Linked DNA regions of Mus musculus: region 2 is linked to region 1. Evidence: chromatin loops called from intact Hi-C (ENCODE). Cell type or tissue: heart. All regions are shown on one strand. Each heading gives the region's core, and the rest is flanking DNA. Links, peaks and the distances in the headings are about the cores only.

Region 1 (4,394 bases), core at 134-4,133:
ACGGACAGGTGACAAAGAAGATAGACGTGCCACATGCATGTGGAAAAGCACTGGGAAGGAGAGGGACGAGATACTGGCGAGCCTACAGCAATGCCAGCCGCTCTACAGAAAGGGCCCACAGCACCTGACATATTTTATTCCCCCTTGGGGCCACCTCCTCATGCTATCTTTCTTCAGCTTAGTGATTGACACCCGAAGCCTCAAACTTCAGGTATTCTTGATCCCATTCCTCCCTTGTCAAACTTTGAATCAGTTTTCAACGCCTGTTCATTTTTGTCTCCAAAATATCTTCCAGTTTAACCCTACCTCGCCATTCTTATTCAGACCTCACTCAGACTCTCCCAGAAACCCACTATTTGACACTCAGAAAGGTACATTGCCCATCTGGCTCTGAATTTCCCTTTATGGACTGTATTTATATAGTACATATAGATCACTTTTACTTCACACCGATAAAGTTTGATTCTGATGAAGGTCTACCCAGAGAGGCACATGTTAAAGGTATGAGTGTGTCCTGACACCATAGCTAGTGTTCAGTATTTGCTGGGTGAATGAGAGATTTAAAGAGAAAGGGTTAGAAAGATGGCTCTGCAGTTAAGAGCACCTTTTATACTTTCAGAAGACCTGGGTTTGATTCCCAGCACCCACACAGTGGCTCACTCTAGTTCTACGGAATCTAATACCTTCGGATGCCCTCCACAGACACACTCACACATAAAATAAAGTTAATAAAATTTTAAAATAGGAAACCCATAAGAACTTGTATCTTTCAATAGTTAGGTTCCACCAAACACATACATCGCAGCCTCAAGTGTTTCTTCCTGTTTTAATTTGCATTTCGTTACAGAGACTTTAGAAACAAATACACAGTGCGTGTTTGTCCATTAACTTCTTTTATTTACTGAGCCAGATAGTTGCCCTTCCTACCTCTCTGTCTTACTCTCTTGTTCTTGAAGTGAGGGCAAATTAGAGCAGAATGTAACACTTGTTGAAACAATAGGAAACTCCATTTCTAGTGCGGGGTCGAAGCTCAGTTGGTAGAGCACTTCCTAACATGGATGGAGCCCTGGGTTCTATTCCCAGCAGCACATAAACCTGGCCACCGTGGCTCACATGTGAAAGTAAAGCACTCAAGAGGCAGGGGGATCAGAAGTTCGAGGTCATTCTTGGCCACTTAAGAGTTTAAAGCCAGTCTTTGCCACAGAAGACCTGATCTCAGAGAAACCAAAACCAAAAAGCAACCAACCAACTCACAAATGAACAAACAACTCAACTAACTAACTAACTAACTAACTAACTAACTAACCAAAGTCAAGGAAACACTTCTTGCAGCATCAACACTATTTCCAGTTTTGTGGAAGCTCCTCATAATTGTTTTAGTTTTAGTTTTTTTTTCTTTTCTTTTCTTTTTTTTTTCTATCTTTTTTGTTTGAGACAGGGTCTCACTATGTAGCCCTGGCTGAGCTAGAACTTGATATGTAAGGCCAGACTGACCATAAACTCAGAGATCTACCTGCCCCTGCCTCCGAGGTGCTGGATCTAAAAGCGTTCTCTATCACCCAGCCTCTTACTTGTTTTATTGAAATTTGTATTATTTAGAGTACAACGAAATGGAGGCCACCCAGCTTTAACAGGTCCACAGCAGCAGCGGCTCGGAAGGCTAAGCCGCTTGTTCCAACCACAAACAGGCGCCACACTCTCTGTGTTCAGCTGGTAGCCGGGCCACTCGGACAAGCATGTTTGCTAAGCCCCTGTTATTCTTCTCTCCTCTGCCTCTTTCCCATAACAACATCTGATTGCTTCACTCACCCTCTCCCAATCTGTCACCAGCTTGTCACAGACTTGATTGAAACACTACTAATTTAGCACGATGACTTTCTGGCAGGGTGAGGTTGGCAAAGCCAGAGGAGATGTTTGTTTACCCAGAAGAAAATGACTCGGAGGTTTGGAAACAGAAAGCCCCACCTGCCACACCCTAGAGCCATGAAGCTATGCCTAGGGTAGGGATTCCGGGAGGATCCCAGTGCAGAGGCTGCTGTGGGCGGAGCCAAGGCTGAGGCTCCAGCTGCCTTGGGGGTCTTTCTGGGTTCTTAACTCTAGGAGAGTGAATTAAGGGGGTTTCTTTCCGAGGGCTGCTTTGCTAGAGAACCTTATTCTTTTCTTGTTTTCAAACAAGGCTCATGCTAACTGCAGTTGGTTTTTGAGTCCTCGGTTCTCTTTTCCGTTTATCGACTTCCTTTTCCTTTTCTTTCCTCACCTTTGGTTTTTAGCACTTCCCTCCATTGTTCTGAGGACTATTTGTTTTTTTTTTTTTTCTTCTTCTGGGAGTTAGCCATCTAATAGGAGTCAGGGCAAAAGAGGCCAGCTCTGAGTGAGCCCTGCCTCCTAGGGAGCCCGGGATCCACTTTGAAGATTGTTGAGACTATTTGTATTAATAACACTTGTTCTAGTATTGTTCCTCGTTTCTGATCATCAAAGAGCTCAGAAAGGTTGAAGCCCGCACAATCTCTGCCAGCTTGTCCTTGGGAGCAAGTGTCTAGAACAGGGTTGATCTAAAATTGTTTTCTCAGTGAAGTGGGCGGGCTACAGATTCACATCAAGGGAGTGTCAGCTTGCAAAACAGCTTCTTGGCAGAAAGGGATGTGGGATTTCAGAGGAACTGTAATCTATTCAGTGCTGGTTAAACGAACTCCTTGATTCTGAGTGTGGTGTGTGGAACCTGGGTCCGTGCCCAATGAACAATTGCGCTCCTCTGTAGCAGGGGGCTGCAGAAAGTGGAACAGCCTTTGAGATGGGAGTTTTGCTTTTCCCATGATGCTTTGCGTTTCCCTTTCTCCATATTTTTATTCTATTTAATTTAATTTTTGGTGTTTTGCTTGCCTTAAAGGAGCTGAAAGGTGGAGTGTTGTTTGTTCCACGTTTATAAAATGACCCTCACTGTGGCAGGTCATCTTGTCAAGACTGCCTAGCTTGCTTACATTGACCATAAGGACAGGGACCAGGATTTCATCTTTCTTCCCTCTGCTTGTGGCCTCCAGTATATACTCAGAGCCAGAGAGTAGGATGCTTCTCCTGCAGCTGGGTCTCCAACATCATAAAGAGGCCACTTTAAGATGGGTGCCACAAGTCTGGGACTCCATAAAAAGTCTGGTCACCTTAAAAGATAGGGACCTAGAGATGTCATTTCCCTGGCTTTGATCCCTGTGGGATTCCCAAACAGATTGGCACACCCAGTTTGCCCTGGTCATTCCCTCCTAACATAGCTTGTTTTTTAACTTGTGTCCTGGCTTCTGACTCTTTTAGAAAGCAAATAAAACAAGGCAAAACTTAAAACTAAAAACCATTTAGTTTTAAACCTTAATTTCAAAAGGACTAAAGATTTATTGTGGAAAACTTTTAAAATGGGGGAGAAACCTTCCTTAAAATATAAGGAGAAATAACCAAAATTATCTTCAGACATAGTACTACTGCTAGATCCTCTCCTGGACATATACCCAGAAGATGTTCCAACTGGTAATAAGGACACATGCTCTACTATGTTGATAGCAGCCCTATTTATAATAGCCAGAAGCTGGAAGAACCCAGATGTCCCTCAAAAGAGGAATGGATACAGAAAATATGGTACATTTACACAATGGAGTACTACTCAGCTATTAAAAACAATGAATTTATGAAATTCTTGGGCAAATGGATGTATCTGGAGGATATCATCCTGAGTGAGGTAACCCAATCACAAAAGAAGTCACTTGATATGCACTCACTGATAAGTGGATATTAGCCCAGAAACCTAGAATACCCAAGATACAACTTCTAAAACACAAGGAAATCAAGAAAGAAGACCAACACGTGGATACTTCATTCCTCCCTAGGATACGGAATAAAATATCCATGGAAGGAGTTGCAGAGACAAAGTTTGGAGCTAAGATGAAAGGATGGACCATCCAGAGACTGCCCCACTTGGGGGTCCATCCCATAATCAGCCACCAAATGCAGACACTATTGCATATGCCAGCAAGATTTTGCTGAAGGGACCCTGATATAGCTGTCTCCTGTGAGGCTTTGCCAGTGCCTGGCAAATACAGAAGTGGATGCTCACAGTCATCTATAGGATGGGACACAAGGGCCCCCAATATAGGAGCTAGAGAAAGTACCCAAGAGCTGAAGGGGTCTGCAACCTTATAGGTGGAACAACAATGTGAACTAACCAGTACCCCCAGAGCTCGTGTCTCTAGCTGCATATGTAGCAGAAGATGGCCTAGTCAGCCATCACTGGGAAGAGAGACCCCTTGGTCTAGCAAACTTTATATGCCCCAGTACAGGGAAACGCCATGGCCAAGAAGTGAGAGTGAGTGGGTAGGGAACGGGGCCGGGGGAGGTTATAGGGGACTTTTGGG
Region 2 (4,394 bases), core at 254-4,253, 94 kb after region 1:
GGTCAGAGGTCAACTTGTGGGAGTCAGTTGTCTCCTCCCCTTTGGATTTGTTGGTTGAACTCAGGTCACTGGGCTTGGCGGCCAGTGTCTTTGCCCTGTGAGCCATCTCAGAGCCCTCTGAACTCACCATTTTGAGCATTTTCAGCATCCATTTATTTACCCAAGGGGTTCACCCTGGTGAGTAGGCGTGTCTTCATATCAGCTGTCCTCTAACTGGTTGTGTGAACTGAAGTGAATTCTGTAAACCATCTCCCCCCACCCCCTTAGCACTGAAGGAGGGTTGGGCTGGAACCCCCTCCCTAAGCTCCTTTGTAGACATCTCAGGCTGGGTCAGACAACTGACTCCTCCTATCAGGATTCCAGCTGTGGATGTGAAACAACCAGAAAAAAACAGAGGGACAGCTCCAACCCTCCAAGTTCCGGCAGTTTGCTTTTGGGGTTAGACCAGTGGTTCTGAACCTGTTGGTCGTGACCCATTGGGGGGGGGGGTGTCACATACCAGATATTCTGCATATCAGATATTTACATTAGGATTCATAGCAACAGCAAAATTACAGTTATGGAGCAGCAATGAAACTAGTCTTATGGTTGGGGGTCACCCCAACATGAAGAACTGTATTCAAAGGTCGCAGCATCAGAAAGGTTGAGAAGCACTGGTGTAGATCCTATGTAGCGTAGCAGTGAAGCATTTTATGATTTGCACAGCCCCAGGAGAATGTTAGCTCTTTGTGTTACACTTAGAAGCAAAGGGGAGTGGATGATGTCCCCGCTGCTTTGAGCAGTGACGATTGCTGTTCCCTTGGGCTTTCTGGGTTCTTTGAAAGAGCGAGGACATGGTATAGACTTTGTGGCACACCTTCTCTGCATTTTTTATCTGAGTGAGTGCTGCTTGTGCTTGGGGTACTGGGTCCTTCAGAGACCAACTGAGGCACAGGTTGCTGTGTCTGATGGGGTCAAACCAAGAGTTTAAGCAGGAAGCCAGCATGGGGCCACTGGCTCTCTTCCTAGGCTCCAGGCTCCTGACCACCAGGCATTCATTCTGAGGAGTTTGTTGTCACCCTGGGTGTCAAATAGAAATGGCCCATGCCTTTCTGTGACAGCAGGTCTACATGCCATGTGACTTAGATCCTCACAAAGGCCTTTTAGGATTAGCACCTGCAATTCATGGCTGCAGGAAGCTGGGAATTGGCTTCTATTTGTTCCCTTTTATTCTCAGCAATCAATTTCAAGTTAGTAGTTGATCTCCAGGGATGCTTAATACAGGGGCTAACAATTTAGGGGACAACTTCTGAATTGTCTGCCCAATGCCAGACTCTATTCGAGTACATCTGAGCTTCAGGGAGAGTCCTGGTTGCAGGCATTATTACCCTTCTATAGATGGGCAAAGATGAAAGGCAAACAGATTACAGAAGTACCCAAATCCTTGCTGTAGTCAGAGGTGGAAAGGGATTTGAACTCTGTAGGTTTGATTCTAAAGTTCATACAACGAGAACACTTTTGTTAAATAGAGTAGGACTTATTTGTGAGATTTCCACACACATCTAAGGTCTTAAAAATGGAATTGTGTCTTTTGTAATACACACACACACACACACACACACACACATGCGAGCACACACACACACACACACACACATTTGAGCACATGCATATATCAGATGCATTCTTATAAAAACAAGTTCTACAGCCTTTTCCCAACTATGTAAAAGAGGTAAGTCCTGTAATGGCACAGGAGACCAGCTGATGGTAGAAAAATATGCAGATATTGTAGGTAGTAGGATGAAATTATATGTTATGAAATTGTATGTATATATGTATGTATGTATGTATGTATGTATGTATGTATCCAGTAGGAGGGGTGGGACTCAGAGCAAAGTCCCAAGCAGCTTCGAGTTTAACAGGAAGTAGACAGAATGAGGCTGTGCTGCAGGCACATGCTCCAGTGCCATCATTTGGCATCTGATTTCCTGTGAAACCACTGGAAGAAATCTTACCTGGGCACCTTTGAAAAGCAAGGGTCGTCAGGATGGCTCAGTAGGAAAAGACAATTGCTGTCAAGCCTTGTGCCATGAGTTCAATCCCTAGGACCCACATAGTGGAAGGCGAGAACTGACTCCTGTAAGCTGTTTTCTGACCTACACACATATGCTGTGCTTCATTCCCTGGCTTGTGGTTAGGTAGCTTTCTTAAAAGGCTCAGGGCCACTTGCCTTGGGATGGTGCTGTGCAAAGTTGACTGAGCCCACCTATATCAATTAAAACATCAAGACAGTTCTCCATAGACCCCATAGGCCAATTTGTTGAAGGCAATTTCTTAAGAGAGGCTCTCCTCGAAGACAACTCTAGGCTGTGTTACATTGTCTACTGAAGCTAATTAGGACAATCCCAACCTCTAATATTTACTTTTTGATTTTGGAGTAAATTTCATTAACTATCATCAACCAGATAACTCTAAAAGTGAGTCATTTCATTAAGTTCTATAGTTTATGATCTGAGAAAACAATTATTTGGGGGGAGTGGAAACCACCCTGGAGCCTCCTCCCAGTGTTGCTAGGATAGGGCACGAAGGCTTGTGGGTGACTCACCAGAGTGATGTAATACAGGACTTCCCTGCCAGTCTATTCTTGGTCTCTCACTGTGTACTGTGTCCCGCGGAGAGAGTGTAGCATGTGTTGTGTGCCCTGTTGCTATCATGTTTCCAACACTAGAGAGAACTGTTTGCTGGACCCTCCCCAGAGCCCCTCCCCAAGAGGAGTTGGCATGGAACTGCTTCAGTGATTCATCTTGACTGTCAATTTGACTGGATCGAGAAGCACCTAGGGCATTCCTAAGGTCCACATCTGGGTATCTGTGAGGGCATTTCTGAGGCCATTAACTAAAGGGAAAGACTCACCCTGAATGTGAGCTGGAGACCGGAGGCACAGAGGGAGTGGATTCAAAGGAAGAGAAGTACTTACTGACACAGACTGACGACATTCTGCTTCCTGGACATCATTTGCTGAACAACTTGCCCCACCACACCCTTTCAGAATGATCCCCTGCCTCAGTGCAGTGGCAGGAACAGGCTGAGCATGCGCTTTAACTCCTAAAACCACCAGCCAGCTCAAACATTTCCTCGTTTTAAATTGTTTCTCCGAGGTAACTGTCACAATATCAAAAATCTAACATATCTGCTTCTGAGAGTTTGTGTTTTCTCTTTGGGTTAGATAGATGGGGATTCCTTCAATCTCAGGGGAATTCTTAGCAGGGTGCCTACGTGGACTGACCGATCAGACTCAGTTTCAATGTGGAAACTGGGGGATGACTCCCGAAGAAGCTTGAAGGCTGGTGGGGAGGAGAGGGCACTCAGCAAGGGTTTACTCTGCCTGACCATAGATAAGAAAGAGGCTGTAGCTCCAGGCCATGTTCACGAGCCATCTTTGAAGGGAAGTCAAAGCAGGAACTCACGTGGCTTCTCACAGCACGGCTACAGTCAAGAGCAGAGAGGGTGAACACATCCCTGCTGTCTGCTTGCTAGCTTTCTCCATTCTCATACAGTTTAGGGACCCCTGCCTAGGGAATGATGCTGCCCACCATGGGATGAGTCTCCTACATCAATCAACTCTTAAGACACTCCCGCCCTAAGACATGCCCACAGGCTAATCTAATGCAGGCCCTCCTTTAATTGAGACCCTCTTCTCAGGTGGTTCTATTTGGTGATGGTTCACGGGCATTTCATGCTAACCAGCACACAAGGCATGAAAGTGTGTGTGTGTGTGTGTGTGTGTGTGTGTGTGTGTGTATGAAACACCCCTGTGTCTGAAGTGACTAGTGTTTCCCATCTGATCCTGTGGCAGTTCACCTCAGACAACTGACACTCCCTTTTGTGGCTCCCCTTTTCCCTGCTGCCCCCTCTCCTTGATCTAATGTCCCCTCCAGATCCCTTATTTTCCTCCCAGGGAAATCTGCTTTGTCCTGGTTTGTCCCTGCAGATCCCTGAGGACAGAAGTCTGGAGTGTAGATGGGATTCCTCTAGGGGACATTTTAGCATCTGGAAATCACGGAGATGCTGAGAGACCATTTTGATTTTGCTGAATTACTTCTTGAGGGTGAATTCTTAGCGGTGACAGTTTTGGTAAATGGGTGAGGTCAGGCTTACCAGTGAATATATGAGGCAACCTCTGGGCAACTCTCTCCCAGGAGATGTTAGCATTCGGTGTTTTCCTGTTGTTCTTTAAGAATACGTAAATCATCCTCTTCAGATGTCCTCGTTTACATGCCTGTGATTTTTATTGTGAATTCATCCTTCTGCACCATGTTTATTACCAACTGTGTTTCCCTTGTGGGCATGGTCCTGTTCTTCTACCCATTTGTCTTTTGTGATCTTGACATTTATTCTACAAATTTGAATTAGCT

What was found. Peaks named below come from ENCODE experiments on the same cell type or tissue, not always from the same donor. Only the 100,000 strongest peaks of a DNase experiment are listed, where the experiment ranks them.
Region 2: a loop joins it to region 1, with 2.0 times the contacts of the local background. A loop is called at or near these places in 1 of 42 quality-filtered maps.

Annotation. Positions count from the first base shown.
Region 1 is chr9:70,845,971-70,850,364 of GRCm38, forward strand. The region is part of intron 1 of Lipc (lipase, hepatic); the gene reads right to left. Among named protein-coding and RNA genes, the nearest start is that of Gm32017, 66 kb to the right of the region's middle. In heart, for the core only: a CTCF peak has its summit at 1,670; DNase peaks (open chromatin) are centred at 1,911 and 2,528; H3K4me3 peaks cover 724 bases; H3K27ac peaks cover 2,136 bases.
Region 2 is chr9:70,940,199-70,944,592 of GRCm38, forward strand. The region is part of intron 2 of Gm32017 (a long non-coding RNA gene); the gene reads left to right. It also overlaps a transcript of Lipc not described here. Among named protein-coding and RNA genes, the nearest start is that of Lipc, 7.6 kb to the left of the region's middle. In heart, for the core only: no CTCF peak of the experiment used is centred there; DNase peaks (open chromatin) are centred at 2,633 and 2,883.